Linked DNA regions of Homo sapiens: all the other regions are linked to region 1. The links are chromatin loops, found by intact Hi-C in ENCODE. Cell type or tissue: heart right ventricle. All regions are shown on one strand. Links, peaks and the distances in the headings refer to the core of each region. The heading gives the core; the rest is flanking DNA. Region 1 overlaps PTPRG (protein tyrosine phosphatase receptor type G). Region 2 overlaps PTPRG (protein tyrosine phosphatase receptor type G). Region 3 overlaps PTPRG (protein tyrosine phosphatase receptor type G).

Region 1 (5,000 bases), core at 1-5,000:
AAGACAGGGGGAGACGGAACTCTGACCTCCAGGGAATCACTGACATTCTTCCACGTGGAATTGTTGGAATAAACTCGTTGGTGTCCCTGGGTCAAGATACCTTTCAAAGTCACCCTTGAGGGTATGAAGCCACACAAAATACAAAAAATAATTTATATAAATACAAATCTTTTATATTCAAATCTTCCTAAAAACACACACAGCTGAAACAGGCAAGATGGCTGTCACCATCAAATTTTATATGTACAGCTGTATTTATAGATACAGTGTAGGTAGCTCCATCTTTATCTTTCTCTATAAATACTTATACTGGCAATTGTCAACCAGATCTTAGAGAATTTAAAAGCAATTTGTAGGAGTAAAAAGCAAAAAAAAAAAAAAATACCGCATTATCTGTTATTCTACCATTAAGTATGTCAATATCCTAGTATCCAGGGCAAGAAAGAGCATTACTAATAGTTTTAATTAAAACAAGATATTTCATTACTGACAATTCAATGTCCTTTATTTAGTCTAAACTGTTATCCACGACTCTCTGTGCATATGGTACAAATGAAATAAAGGAAGAAAATAAAAATCTTAATCAACTGCACATGTGAAAGCCTTAATGCAGCTCAAGGTCAAAAGGCTGACACGTTAGAAAGAACCCACTGCTCGCTCTTGCTCCTGAATCACTGCAGCCCATAGGGCTAGAGCGGTAGACATCTACACCGACTCTGAAGTGTGATGCCGACACGACGGCTCATAAACAACCTGTGCTCATTTTTCAAATGCACTCTATTCATCTCAGGTCACAGCTAAATGAGTTTAACAATTTAATTCATCACTTCTTTGGGCAGTAATCCACAATGAAAAACTCACATCCAAAGGACGGTTAGGTGCAATGCATGAACTTTGCTCAAAGGAAGCCCATTATGAAAAGCATATAGAACTAGAATGGGCTACTCAACTAAATGTTGAGTTTCAGTTGAGAAATGGAACTTTAGGACTAAATACGGGGTCACTTGAAAATCACTGGATTAAAAGAGAATGCCACTAAAGAAACGCTCGATCTGGTAAAAAGCAAAAGTATTTTTTTTTTCAAATTTAAACATAATTCTTCAGTAGCTAAAAATTTTATAATGTGAAATAGCACCTCGGTATTCATTCCCAGAGAGAGAACAACCTCTAGGAAAAATGTGGCTCAGAAGTCTCACATCTGTTATTTTAAAAAAGAAGGCTTTATGCATGTGTTAAATGGCTGACACATTTTTGACATGTTTTTGGTGATGTTAAATGTCACTTTAAATACCAAAACCTCAGGGCTGGGTATTTATTAAAGCATTTGGTTTTGGTTATGCCACTCTAGGGTTTCTCATTTGGGGCCAAAGACTCCTTTGCTGTGGGGGTTGTCCTTGTGCATTGTAGGATGTTCAGTGGCATCCCCGGCCTCTACTCGCTAGACTGCCAATAGCAACATCCTTCCCGTTGTGACAACCACACATGTCTCCATCCACTGCCAAATGTCCCCAGGAGTAGGGGAAGAGAAAAATCACCTTTAGTTGAGAACCACTGTATGACTCCAATCAACTGTTTTATAGTGAAATATTTTATTACATCTATAGACTGTCACAATACATCTGATACCTTTCTATAAATATATATCAACCCTGAAAAGAGATAAGACATTTTCATCCCCCTTATCTCCAGTATCTCTAGAAAATATATTTAAACTTTTAAAACAGAAGTAAAAACTGAAATGAAAAAAAAATCAAACCAGTGTTTTTGTCTTCTTAAAAGCATAGTATCACACTATAAAAGCTTTTGTTTTAGGGAGAATCCCAAATAGCATCCTATAATTTAAATGCTCATAAACTTCAGCAACATGTTCCAGAAAATACTGGCCCCATCCATGAAATCTGAATAAATACCCTCCTCATGCAGTCTGACAATTGCTATGACTTTTTCTTTCAGTAAATTCAAGCAATTTCATTTTTCAAGTAGAAAGTAGGGGATTAAAAAAATGGACTCAGGCAAAATAAGTCTGGTTTGGAAAATGTGATAGGGTTTCATTCCAATTCACTTAAGCTAGAAAACTGTCACATTCTAAGGTCTGTGTGGTTAACAAATATGGGGTCGCATTATTCTGCAGGAGAGACTAGGCATGCTGTATTTCACACTTACAAGGTTTCTTGGGCATGTTCCCAACTCATAAGAAGGAGAAAGAAACAAGGTATGAGCAACCAGAGGGAGCTTGAAGGCCACTCAACTCTCGGCTTCATCCTCCCTCTGACAGACAACATGACTGTGTGTGAGTCTCCTAACCTCCGGCCTCATACCCCTTATAGCAGAAGAGAAATAGTGCATAATCCATCATCAGGCTAATTTATCTTCTACCACAACTTTACAAAAAACTCTCATTCAGATTCAGCTAGGTGACCGGTACAGGAAAATCACCTGAGTTACAGATGGCTTTCTGACCACCGCCAACCACCTTCCTGCCCCATCCCTCTTTGAACGCACGTATACCTCACCTGGAAAGGGGGGAAAATGTCCACCTTTACCAATCAAACAATGATGAAATCTTTACAGAGGAACTGTATCTTCAGCTTCTATTCAACATCAAATGACTGCTGCATAAAGAAGATAATCCTATTCATAAAGCATAGAAATGACACAACTTTCAAGGAGGCCTCAATTTTATAAAGCAGCAACATCCTGTAGTGAGCTTTTAACCCTTGCAGACAAACCACACCAAACATAGCTCCAGGGTTATTCTGTCCTGGTTCTACTTAAAAGGGATCATTTTGCAGACTCACACGGTTAGCAGCAAACCACAGCCCAAATGAAATCATGCACTTCTCAAAACTCAGCCAGCAAGTCCGCATAAATGGGATAGAGGCTTCTGGCCCACACTCATGGCCAAGTTCATCCTGTTTCCATAGTACAGGATATAACAATTCTCAAAACAGCCAAGTGGGAGAGCTGCCCAACTGGCAGGGACCATCTCCAATAGGCCTCTCTCCACAGTTAACTCAAAACAGCACACCAGTTAATGAAATTCAAGGGACATTTGAGAGCTCGGCCTCCAAATGTCACACAAAGAAGACTGCAAGCACAGAGCTGTTGTCCAAGACCTGAAGATATACCATGAAACCAACCACATTTCCATTTAGCCAGGGATTTATTTCCCAGGGAAGCCCTCAGTGTTTTGTGGAGAATATATAGCTGGGAGGAAAAAAAAGTTCTTTATGCTTAGTAAGCTAATGTGCCTACCGATGGAAAAGATCAAATGAACAGAACAAAAATAGAAGCGGATTCTGAAATGGAATTTGGTTGCTTAACTCTGGAGTTTCCTGAATTCAGAAATAGAATCCAGACACTTGACAGTCATATGTACTCATGCAGTTGCACATCATGAACGATGGCAAATGATTTTCAAAATAAAGACAAGAAATGTCCTGTCATCTGCATGCACTACATTACAGGTAGAAAAGGACAACATGTACAGATTTTTTTTTTCTTCCCCCCGAACTGTTTTTTTCGTTTTTGTTTTAATTTCAACCTCCTAACACTATGAACACTGTCAGAACTTGCTGGAGGCAAAAAGGAGTAAAGAGGATCCTCTAAATAATTATGGTCCACTATGAACACTAAACACCATAAAATGTACTAAGATGTGGATTAAATCTGAGATATCACTACAAACTGGAATTATAATGGCATTTATATGAATGGGAGTCAAGGCTGGGCTACCATATTAATCTGTTCTTGCACTGATATAAAAAAATACCTTATGATGTTAGTGGAAGGAAGGAAGGAAGGAAGGAAGGAGGGAGGGAGGGAGGGAGGGAGGGAGGGAAGGGGAAGAAAGGAGGACTGAGACTGAGTAATTTATGAAGAAAAGAGGTTTAATTGGCTCACAGTTCTGCAGCCTGTACAGGATGCATGGTATTGCAACCTACTTGGCTTCTGGGAAGGCCTCAGTAAACTTACAATCATGGAGGAAGGTGAAGGAGAGGCACACGTATCACATGGCTGGAGTAGGAGCAAGAGAGAGGAGGGGGAGGTGCTACACACTTTTAGACAACTGGATCTCACTGTCACAAGAACAGCACCAAGGGGATGGTGCTAAACCATTCATGAAAAGCCACCCCCATGAACCAATCACCTCTCACCAGGACCCAACTCCAACACTGGGTACTACAACTGAACATGAGATCTGGGGGGAGACACAGATCCGAACCATATCAGCTACCAACCACTCAAGCTACTCTTTCTCCAAGTTTATTTCCATGGATTTCCTTAAAATAGCCCTCCATTACCTCTCCAGATCAGCATGTCTAAAACTTTACTGTGTCTGTGAATGACCTGCAGATCTTGCTAAAATGCGGTTTCTATTCTGATATAGTAGTTACAGGAAGGGTCTGAGGTTCTGCCATTCTAACAAGCTGGCAGGTGACGCTGGTGCTGCTGGTCAGAGAACCAGGCTAGGAATAGCCAGGAGCTCGAGTTCCTATGGAAACACTGCTGGTTACCTCATCAACAGGGATTTTGTTGGAACAGTAATGTATTCATCCCAAGGAATAAGTCATGCTCGGGACAAGCCAGTTATAAGAATCCTAATCCCCTCTGGTGAACACTGGCGTATAGGTTGGCAGGTGCTGCAACTTTGACCAATGATGATTTTTTTTTTTTTTAAAGATAGAGTCTCATTCTGTCACCCAGGCTGGAAGGCAGTGGCACAGTCTTGGCTCACTGCAACCTCCGCCTCCCAGGTTCATGAAATTCTCCTGCCTCAGCCTCCTGAGTAGCTGGGATTACAGGCACACGCCACCAGGCCCGGCTAATTTTTGCATTTTTGTAGAGATGAGGTTTCACCATGTTGGCCAGGCTGGTCTCGAACTCCTCACCTCAGGTGATCTGCCCATCTCAGCCTCCCAAAGTGCTGGCATTACAAGTGTGAGCCACTGCACCCAGCCCTGACCAGTGATTTTTAAGGAGAAGTTTGCTGGGCTTCC
Region 2 (6,341 bases), core at 1,342-6,341, 61 kb after region 1:
AAAAAGAAACTGAGGCACAGAGAGACTGACAGTCTAAACAAACAATTCTCATCAGTTTTTCCTGAAACCCCTGATTCGAATATTCATCTGTAAGTAACTCACTCTACCCCGTTGCTGATTTCTAAGCAGTGATTTCTGAAAATTTCTTAGTAATATTCATTAATTGAGCTTTTAGTAAATGACCTAATTTATTTCATAGAAAGAAGCCTAGTATGACGCAGTTATTATTACTATGAATGCCTCTATTTTATTCAACATTTCAATAGAACTTTACCATTTATACAGACAACACTTACACAGATTTTGTTACCAATTGATGCTCAAAACTGGGAGGTAATCATTACTTTTCCTACCCAACAATGGGTGCGATGGCTCATGCCTGTAATCCCAGCACTTTGGGAGGCTGAGGTGGGTGGATCACCTGAGCTCAGGAGTTCGAGGCCAGCCTGGCCAACATGGTTAAAAAAAAAAAAAAAAAATCCATCTCTACTAAAAATACAAAAAAAAAAAAAAAATCCATCTCTACTAAAAATACAAAAAAAAAAAAAAAAAAAAAAAAAAGCTAGGTGTGGTAGTTCATGCCTGTAGTCCCAGCTACTCGGGAGGCTGAGGCAGGAGAATTGCTTGAACCCAGGAGGTGGAGGCTGCACTGGAGCTGAGATCATACCATTGCACTCCTGGGCAACAGAGTGAGACTCCGTCTCCAAAAAAAAAAAAAAAGAATAATTTTTCCTAGTTGACAATGGAAATATTAGCATCAGGAAAGTATGTTATGTACCAAAACTTATTTTTATATAGTTCCCCAACAGAAAAGCTAGGAAACATAATATTTTATGCAATAGCATCTATGTACCCTTTTGTCCTAAGGTCACAGAAACAATAATGCTGGGCATTTCATACCACTATAGACTAAATGTTTGTGTCCTCCCACAATTCATATCTTGAAACTTAAGCCCCAAGGTGATGGTACTGGGAGGTGAAGACTTTGCCAAGTGAAAGCTCAATATGCAGTGATGAGGACAAGTCGAAGGGGGAGGGGACGTAGGGTGATGGGGTCATGGTGGCACTAGGTATATAGGATGAGAGTCGAATCACAAGAAGGAGCATTTAGGTGACGTAGTCAAGAATGGCACCCAGGACCAGGTGCAGTGGCTCACACTTGTGATCCCAACAGTTTGGGAGACTTAGGCGGGTGGATCGCTTAAGCCCAGAAGGTTGAGACCAGCCTGGGAAACATGGGAAAACCTCATCTCTGCAAAACAAAACAAAACAAAACAAAACAAAACAAAAAATTAGCCAGGCAGGGTGGCGTGCACCTACGGTCCCAGATACTCGGGAGGCTGAGGGGGGAAGATCAGTTAAGCCCAGGAGGTTGAGGCTGCAGTAAGCCATGAATGCACCACTGCACTCCCGCCTGGGTGACAGAGTAAGACTCTGTCAGACAAAGAGGTGAAGGGAGGGGAGGGGAGGGGAGGGGAGGGTTAATGAATGGCATCCAGGGATTCTGGACAAAGCACAGACAACTTTGGAATGTTCGCAGGGTAAACACATTTCAGAAGCCACTGGAGCCATCTTGAAACGTGCAACCACCTGACTGAAAAGCAATATTCATTCTGGGTCATGACATTTTTTAAGTCATGCAGCCAAAATAATGAAACATGACTTTATTTCTCACAAAGATCTGCACACAGTTTGCAGGCAAGATGGTCTTTCATTCTGTACTTCTTACAAAAGAGGGCCACACCCAAGGATTTGTACCAAGATGCTCTTGAGCCAAAATAGAAATTAAATTATAAATTTCATGGAAATGCTTCAGAGAAGTTGGCAATCTCTAGGTAGAGGGAACTGGATGCTGCTCCCTATTTGAATCCAGTCCCTCCAGGTCAGCCTCATTGATGGAGATGCAACTGATGGTAAAGCTGGACCAATAGCAAATCCCTCAGAGTTAAAATAAAATCAGCAGGAGATTAGACCATGGGGAACGGCAAGTGAAATGCCGTCCTCCTAATGCTTTATGAAGCGTGGAAACTATGGAGAAGACCAGACTCACTCACCAAAAAAAAGTTATTAGAAGTGACTAGTCCAAAGACCAGAAAATCATACAATTCTACCAAAATCTTCAAAAAAAAAAAACACCCTTCTGAACAAGTCATCAAATCAGACCTTGTTATAAATGCGCACATTGAATTAAACATGAGACCATTTTAGATACAAAGACCAATGCCCAAAGGAGTTCCAAATAACATGAGAACTAGAGAGCCTGGACTTAGAAACCTTGAGAACTGTAAGAAACAGCATTTGACCACAACCCTGGAGAGTTTGCTTTATTTGTGCTGACTCAAACAAAAAAACTGTCCCATTACACAGAATTTTCTGTAACAAATTACCCTAAGGGTGATTCTATAAGCCAAGTGTGTTCACTTTGCCCAACAAAACCTTTAAAATCAAACTCACACAAGGAAAATTTAAAAGGAGGAAGAAAAGAGATTGGAAGGGGGAAAGTGAACAAGGAAAGGCAGAGGGAAAGAAGGCAGAGTGTTGAATGCCCAGGCTCAAGGCAGGTTGGACGCAGTGCATCAGGCAGCAGAGAGGCCAGGGAGCTGGGGGCAGGGGGCAGAGGGCAGGAAAATGAACTCAATGAGATAACCAGGGACAAGATGATATGATGCCTTTCTTCTAGCACTCAGGGATTTCGGAATCAAATCTGAGAGAGGCAAGAAATTGTGAGAAGATTGTAAGCAGAGATGAAACAGAAAAGATACCTGAAACTCTGATCTTGGAGCTTTTCTTCCGTGATATAAGATCTAACAGGGTCCACTGCATAGAGCTGTTGTGAGGATGACAAGAGATCACTAACACTGTAAACTCTCAATCCACAGCCTTCACATAACTGGGTCTCAAGACATGCCCTCTCCCTTCTCCTCTGCACTTCTTCATGTGTTTAAGGGAGAATGTGGGGAGGGGCTTATGTAAAATAGGGGACTACAGGTATCAGACTGAACCAATCCTACTTGTTGAACTTTATCTACTGGATGGCCAAGGTTATAAGGAACACCACCACCTTCTCATGCCCTGGGTGCCCTAGAGAAAGGTAAGCAGACCAAGGTCTCAGACTCCCTGTGGAAGAAAGACCACTGCACCCAAGCTTTACAAACGCATCCCTGGGCCCCACACACCACATGAGACTCTAGGCTTCCCTCACCTTACAAAGGTTAAGGTTGTCTCTGCAAACTCAATTTTGAGTTCCGTAAGGGACGTCCTATGTCCTCTATCTCTGAAACTGCATTGCTAACTGGATGCAAGATAAACGCTCAGAGTATCTATAAAGAAGAGAGGGAGAGAGGGCTGCAGAGATGGAAAAGAGGTACAGGGTGAAGAGCTTAGATTGTCAAGAGATAGGAACCATGCCCTGAGATCCCATTTTTGCCACTCACTAAAATGTGTGACTTTGGGTACTTCATTTTACCTTTCTGGGCCCTCAACTCCCCTATTTTTTCAAGTTAATAAATGTGAAGGGCTTAATGCATGCCTCAAAAAAAGCAATGAATCAATAAAGTTATTATTATTGTTAAATAAAAAGGAGGGAAAGAAGAGAGGGGAAAAGACTCGCCTTGGAATGGTGATCAACTTCAGCTACACACACATAGCCTCTTACACTAACCAGTTACCCAGCGGGTACCTCCTTCCCTTGGCTTTTTGCTTCCATCAATTACCCATTTAACCATTCTCACTTCAGGCAACCAAGTCAGCTCAATGGGGGCTGCTGGTATGGCTCCACATGCAATTGCTCCTTGGCCATGGAGGAGGGCCGCAGGTTCTGGGAGGCAGGGGGTATGATGCCATGCCAGGCACCCAGTGGGGCCGCCATCAATGCCTGCTGTTGCTGAATCATAGCGACAAGAAAACTCTGTTCTGCTCCAGAAGGAACTTCTGGGGCCAGGAGGCCATCTGGTACTGATCCCTTTCCAATCCCGGGCAATCTGATGAAGAGCTACTCCTGGCTGGAAGGATGATGTTCTACCCCGCCAACAAGAAGCCTTGAAACTCCTGTCAAACCCTTCCCTGAACTCAGGCTCTAGCACTCCTGTGGTCTCTCTTCCGTTGCAAACACAGACGTTGTTAGAATAAAAGCAACCACTTTGGCCGGGTGCGGTGTCACATGCCTGTAATCCCAGCACTTTGGCAGGCCAAGGCGGATGGATCACGAGTTCAAGAGATCGAGACCATCCTGGCCAACATGGTGAAATGCCATCTCTACTAAAAATACAAAAATTAGCTGGGCGTGGTGGCACATGCCTGTAGTCCCAGCTACTCCAGAGGCGGAGGCAGGAGAATCGCTTGAACTAGGGAGGCAAAGTTGCAGTGAGCTGATACCGTACCACTGCACTCCAGCCTGGTGACAGACCAAGACTCCGTCTCAAAAAAAAAAAAAAAAAAAAAAAAAAAAAAAAAAAAGAGCAAACAGTTCCAAAGCCAGGGAAGCTCTGTGTAAGTGTAATTTTTACAGAAAGGAGCTATGCTCACCTCTCTCCCCCACATCCTAGCCAGGTATTCTAGAATGGGGACTTGCCCTTGCTTTCTCCTTCTGGTTCTCAGCCACAGCCTCAACCCTACTCCAGCCTGCACAGTGGGGTCAGAAGTTTCCAGTTCCTGATTAGCACCACCTCTGGCCCTTCTGTAAGCCTAGAGGTAGAGAAAATGATCATGGTCACGTGCAAACAGAAGCATGTGTTACTGTGGGCAAAATGAAATCATCTGTATCAGGATGGGAAAAGGGAAGTGCAGGTATTTAATATGCAGCGTAATATAATAAAATTATACCTGTGCAAGTAGTTGAGACAGCATCCCTGAAGAGTGAACAGATCAATGTCAGCCCATTCCTGGATGCAGGAGGACCGGTGCTGCATGACTTATCCATATCACATATGAGCAGGCACAGAGGAGTTCCCTGGTTCAATTATAAAACTGTCCCACAGGAACCTTCCCAGTATCCTCACGCTGGCCCTTCAAAGGAGTTAAAGATTCTATCTGTAAACAAGCCAGAGCCCCTCTGACTGGCAAAGGAAGCCTGTCTCAGCATTGACTTCACTATGCAGACTTGTGGCAACAGCCTATAGGATGATAATTAGATGTCAGTGCCTTTTGAGCAACTGCTGAATCTCAGCATTTTCTAGAAGAGTACAGATGCAGCTGGCAGAAAATAAAGAGCAGCACAACACCACAGGCCTTCTGGGGTTGCTCCGGCTGTGTGGCCATCAGAGGAAATACATTTTCTAGAGCAGTGGGCTAGGAAATCTGAAGTTATTTATGAAGAGAGGAAGAAGAACTTGGCCAATGAGAAGACAAAGGGGCTCTGTCATGCTCATGTGGTGTAAGCAGCTTGCTGCCACCTGCCCTGTCGGCAGGTGGAGAGACCAAGGCCAAGAAAGAATGATTTCATTATGACCAGGTATCGGGCCATCCATATGAAGGTAGTACCCTTAATTCGACCTACTCCCTAGCTTAGGGTGATAGGGAATGATGCACAGTTGGTACAAACTTGGGTACTAGGTCAAGGTTATCTGAGTTCAAATCTTAGCTTCACCATTTACAAGACACATGCTTTGGACTCAGAACTCTAATATCCCGTTTCCTCAGCTAGAACAAGTAAAAAATAACAACACATTCCTTGTGGGATTTTTGGAGAATTAAATGAGACGCTCAAACAAGGCCTCACATGTAGCTCTCTAACTGGTAGCTGCTATTATTACTGCTGTTGTTGTCACTATTGTTGTGGGGGTTTGGCATGGGTGGCTAGAGTTGAGAGCAAGGAGTGACTGACAGCATTCTAATAAGCCCAGTATTAACCCCACAAATATCCAAGGCATTTCTCTCCTGGCCACATACCTAAAGCAACTCCCCAGTTTGCTCCTGGACAAAAATACCATCATCCCCATTAATCAGCAAAAATGACTTCCAGTCTCCAGAAACCCAAACACAGCCAAGTGCTTGAACATGCAGCCTAGGAACAGGCAAAACATAAAATGGTCTCTGAGCACGTGAGCAAGGGAATGAATGACTGAATGTGACCCCATGACAGTGGCATGCTGGCATGGTGGGCCTTCCTGAGACATTGAAATATCATGACAGAGCTTCCCCTGGACCATTTAAATAGAAGTGGGGAGAGGAACATTGTGGAGCAATCTGGGAAGAATGAGAGAACAGATACCACACATTACGAGGAGATGGAACCCCTGGTCTTCCATGCCTCCTTCTCAGCATATTCCTAAATTGTGGTCTCTTCTCAATTTCCAAAGCACAGATGTTGAAGTGAAAACCTTAAAACGCCTGTGTTATTGGAA
Region 3 (5,000 bases), core at 1-5,000, 70 kb after region 1:
AATCCCGGCACTTTGGGAGGCTGAGGCGGGTGGATCACTTGAGGTCAGGAGTTCGAGACCAGTCTGGCCAACCTGCAGAAACCCTGTCTCTACTAAAAATACAAAAAAATTAGCCGGTGAGTGCTGGTGCGTGCCTGTAATCCCATCTACTCCAGAGGCTGAGGCAGTATAATCATTTGAACCTGGGAGGCAGAGGTTGCAGTGAGCCAAGATTGTGCCAGTGCACTCCAGCCTGGGCAACAAAGCGAGACTTCGTCTCAAAAAAAAAAAAAAAAAAAAAAAAGGAACAAAAACAAAAAAAAGCACAGCTATTATCCTTCTATGCCTGGGGAGAAAAGTCATGTATTTTTTTTCTCATCAAACAATGGCTTTCACGGGCTGGGAAGGAAGCATGTAAGGGTCTGTGATAGGTGAAAGGACAAAATCAATTCTCATTAAGATGGAATAGCATGACTAGGGGACATATTAAAATTTAGGGGAAGGATTCCCTTCTTAGTGCAGCACTCTTACTATCAACTGTTTCAATTTCATATCCAACCCTGAGGAATTACTTTTCACTCTGAAATGTACATACAATATTTCCTCTTCTGTGTCTCAACATCTTTAGTAACAGGACTAAGCAATCACACGTGATTTTATGGATTGGTGTACAAACAGGAATCCCTCAGTGTTTCCTAGAGTTTACTAAATTATAAAGGAAATATAATTAATACATGATATATTCTATTGATCACAATAAAGGATGTCACAAGAGCAGTTGCTTATGAAAGAATAATGAAACACTGGTTTACTGAGCATCTATGTGCCATGGATTATATTAAGTGCTATAAATATACAGCAGATGGGAGAGTTTATGTTGTAATGCGGAAGAAAAACAAGAAAAGAAACAATAATTACCACACAGTTTAAATGTTGTGGGCAGCAGTATTTTATTAATTAAAATTAGGCCAACAGAAAGGTAATTTTGAAAGAGTCTCTCCTAAGACTTGGGTTCAGGTCATAAGTTCTCCAGCAGTTCAATATGGGGGTCATTTGCTTGCCTTTCTGTAACTCAAGTTCCTTGCTCATAAATAACAAACAAACAACAATGACCAAAAAAAAAAAAACTATGGACTATCAAACCAAGATCTCAAATAAGAAACTCTCCTTGTGTCAATTGTCCTGGGGGCTCATAGAATTTCGCTTAAACAAATTTTTCCAAAGCCAAAGGAAGGAACAAAAGGGGGACAGAGGCATAGGGGGAAGAAAGTTCATGTCAGCTCTGATTTTCCCTTGTGGTGATATTCCATGATTTTAGATAAAGGGTAATTCAAAATTAGACCCGGGTTTGAATCTCAGCCCTGTGACTTACTAACACCGTGACATTAACTATTTAATAATCCTCCTTGGGATATAATGTCCTAATTCCCATCATTTTATGGATTAAAGAAAGAAAATAACCTAAGGTCTTTCATATCTAACATATAATAGGTTTGTAATAAATGACCAATGAATGGTATTCTCATTATAAAGAACCCCAGCATTAATAAAAGCTTTAAAACATTACTATATAGTTAAAGCACATATACTTTGAAAAGGAGTGACACATCATTCCTTTTGAGAGTCTCCACTAGATTAAGCTTTATTTTGCTTAAAGTCTTAAAAAAATCAACTCCTAAACAAGTCAGAGACACAACTACAAAAATAAAAATATTCACTCAGCAACTTTTTGTCTCCATCTCCTCATTCTTTGATCATGCTCTGCATACTTAAAACATTGGAAGTGCTATTTACTCAAACAGGAAGAAAACGGAGAGCATTTATTTTTTCAATGTATGGGCAGAGAGTTTATTAAAAGGAGTTTGTAATAAACTAGTCTCTTATGCTAGCTCTAAGCACCATGGTTATAATCTTTAAATTTCAACTTACAGTCTTCTCCAAATACACACTGAGGCATCATAATTAAAAGTTTAAGAGTTTTTAAAAGAAAAGAAGGCATTGAGCTGCCCTATTTTCAGCTACCCTCAATTGATATCTCATGACCTGTTTTCAACAGAAGTCATATTTATTATAATAGTGTTTCTTAAGTACTAATAGAGACTAAACATCCATTTACTTGTTTTAAAAAATACATACAGAACACCTAATATTCCAGAAAAGCTTTAAAAAAATGCCTTTTTCTATAATGCATTGAAAAAATAATTGACATCAAAGTTAATCTGGTTTAATCCCACAATTATATGACATCTCTATTATAAATACTATATTGATTGCAGGTTTGTTTTGCAAAGCAAATGGCAAATTTATGCTCATTTTTAAAAATAAAATTAGCTTTAGAAGGACTGTTAAAGCAGAATATGCTTTTTTAAGAGAAATAAAATGAAGAAGTTGGGAATACTGTTAATAAAAAACGATTGAAATACATTCACTTATAAAACTGTCTCCATCTACTTTCTGAACTAGGCTTCTGGTAGTAGTGTGCCACCTATTGTTGTAAAATGTACTTCTGTATTTGTGGCTTTCCTATTCAGTACTATAGAAAAGAAAAGCTTCCCACTGCCTTACAAAAGATAATAAACATTTGTTTTCCTTCATGCTTTTCTGTCACTATTCCAACGCCCACAATACAAATGGGCCATAGAGAAAATTACCTTTTAAAAAACTTATTACAACCCATTGAAAACATGTATCAGTTTAAGCCAGTGGTTCTCATACAGGCGGGATTCTGCAATGTCTGGGAGAAATTTCCTGTTGTCAAGATTAAAGACCTGGTGTTAAGAGGGAGGTGTCAGTGACTTCCAGTGGATAGAGGCAGGGATGTTGCTAAATATCAGAGGAGAGCCCCCACAACAAATAATTAGCTATCCCCAATGTCCATAATGCTGAGACTGTGATAGCCCAATTTCACCCACCTTACGTCATTTCTTCCAAAGGAGAAAGAAAGCCATATTTGATTGCAGAAAAAAAATGAAGACGCCAACAACACACACCCAACATTCAACATCAGCATACTAATAAAACATGGATAAAACGTTAGGAACTATATTAGTCTTTGCAGGATTAGTAATTAAACCCATGTTGGTCAGGTAGTCTCAAAGCCTTGTGATATATAGGATCTCAACCCTGACTTTGTGATTGGTCCCCAGGCTGACCTTTTAAACCCTTGAAATAAAATAATTATCGAGTCACACTCAAGAATCATCACTGTCAATACGCTGTGCTGGGGCAAAGGCAACCCATGGCACATGCATCACCACTTAGTTATCTCTCTAGTCTACTCCCTGACCCATCCCATTCATGGCAGACATCATTAATCAATCAAAGTCTCAGATTTATTCACACATGGTGCTGTAGAGAGCCACTACCAGTTGTTGAATGTTGCTGTGGGAGCTGCTGTGTATCTGTCTCCTATGATGGGATATGAATTCACAAGAGGTGGGTTCAAGTCTTGCCTTGGCCACTGGAGGTCTGTATGAACTTGAGCAAGTCATTGAAACTCTCTTGTATTTTCTTCAGTTGTATAAGGATTTTTTAATTCTAAAGATTTTACAATATGAGATTTCTGGAGTGATGAGGCATTGGTTACCTCAACTGCAAAACTGCCAAATACTAAATGAGGCTATGTTGAGAGAGGGGGTAAAAAAAAAAAGATACTAGACACACACAGAAATAGGAAAATAGGATGGGAAATGATCAGAAAAAGAAATAGCCCACATAAAGGGCATTTTTTTTCTTTGAAAATAAAGGAGCCTCATGTAGAGAAAATGCAGTAGAAGACTTGAAAGTCATCAGCTTGAGCGACAGCAGTCAAGACATCATATAGCAGTACTGCTTATGTGACTTTAAATGGTTTACCCTCTGAGGTTCAGTGCCCCAACATACAAAATGGGCTAATTCTACCTGTCCAGTCCTCCTCATAAGACTTTCTAAGCATTAATTACTAATTCTTCAAAGGGCCTCCAAGAGCAGCATAATGAGTAATTTGTGGAACAGCCACCTTATGAAATATTACACAGCTACAGAGTGAATAAGTTAGAGTTGTTTGTTAATGACCTGGAGACATGTTAACAAAACCTGTTCAGAAAAAGCTAGTTGCAGAGGGATGTGTACACTATAGTTCTATATTTATAAACAGTGCAGAAAATGAATCAAAATACGGGAATACACTTGTATGCATGCAATGAGAAAAAAAGTATGGAAGGATATATTTCAAAATGTTTTGGAACCAAGGTTGAGATGGCAAATCAGAAATGATGAAAAGAAGAATGAAATCATGGTGCAAACTGTGGGCTTCGTTTCCATGTAACTGTTTCTTTTGGCTTGTTCTTATGCTAGAGCTTAAAATATAAATTTTGTAATTTCTAAAATACCTTGTAAAATTCTTGGTCTTAGAAAGTAGATCAGTGGTTGCCGGGGCGGTGGGAAATGGGAAGTGGGGAGTGACTGCTCAATGGGTATGAGGCTTCCACTTGGAGTGATTAAAATGTTCTGGAACTAGATAATGGTGATGGGTGCATCACACTGCGAATATACTAAGCGCCACTGAGAGGTACACTGTGGTTAAAATGGTAAATTTTATGTTATGTGTATTTTACAATTTAAAAGACCCTTAGTCTTAATGTTCTACGTAAGTACAAGAGACTGAGGGCATCACACTTGACTGTCACTAGCACCCACCCATCAATATCACTAGCATCCTCCCAATCAATAAGGAAAACATGATGGGAGGAAGGGAAAGTTCTTCTGGAAATAGGAAGAAGTAAAATTTAAGTTATGTGGCCAGAGGGATATAGAGATATCTGTTTCTTCCTAATTCAAGGGAAACCCACTCCCCCATTCCACAACACCTTGACATCTAGTGGCTGTTGCTCCACACTTCCTTGGTTTAATGCCAACCTCCAAGGTCCCAGAGCCCCCCAGCAAGACAGCATTCCAACTACCTCAGGCTTACACCTCAGCAAGCTTCCTAATGTGAGGCCTGAAGCACCAGTAAACCAAGAGTATGAGAAGTACTAAGAGAG

The links. Peaks named below come from ENCODE experiments on the same cell type or tissue, not always from the same donor. Only the 100,000 strongest peaks of a DNase experiment are listed, where the experiment ranks them.
Region 2: it touches region 1 in a loop (2.4-fold over the local background); 26 of 110 quality-filtered maps call a loop at or near these places.
Region 3: it touches region 1 in a loop (3-fold over the local background); 23 of 110 quality-filtered maps call a loop at or near these places.

Annotation. Positions count from the first base shown.
Region 1 is chr3:61,925,423-61,930,422 of GRCh38, reverse strand. All of the region lies in intron 2 of PTPRG (protein tyrosine phosphatase receptor type G), which reads right to left. Among named protein-coding and RNA genes, the nearest start is that of PTPRG, 370 kb to the right of the region's middle. In heart right ventricle, for the core only: a CTCF peak has its summit at 2,241; a DNase peak (open chromatin) is centred at 2,962; H3K4me3 peaks cover 1,238 bases; H3K27ac peaks cover 4,355 bases.
Region 2 is chr3:61,864,697-61,871,037 of GRCh38, reverse strand. The region is part of intron 2 of PTPRG (protein tyrosine phosphatase receptor type G); the gene reads right to left. Among named protein-coding and RNA genes, the nearest start is that of PTPRG, 310 kb to the right of the region's middle. RefSeq lists enhancers at 3,331-3,831, 3,832-4,334. In heart right ventricle, for the core only: no CTCF peak of the experiment used is centred there; no DNase peak of the experiment used is centred there.
Region 3 is chr3:61,855,718-61,860,717 of GRCh38, reverse strand. The region is part of intron 2 of PTPRG (protein tyrosine phosphatase receptor type G); the gene reads right to left. Among named protein-coding and RNA genes, the nearest start is that of PTPRG, 300 kb to the right of the region's middle. In heart right ventricle, for the core only: a CTCF peak has its summit at 2,467; no DNase peak of the experiment used is centred there; H3K27ac peaks cover 399 bases.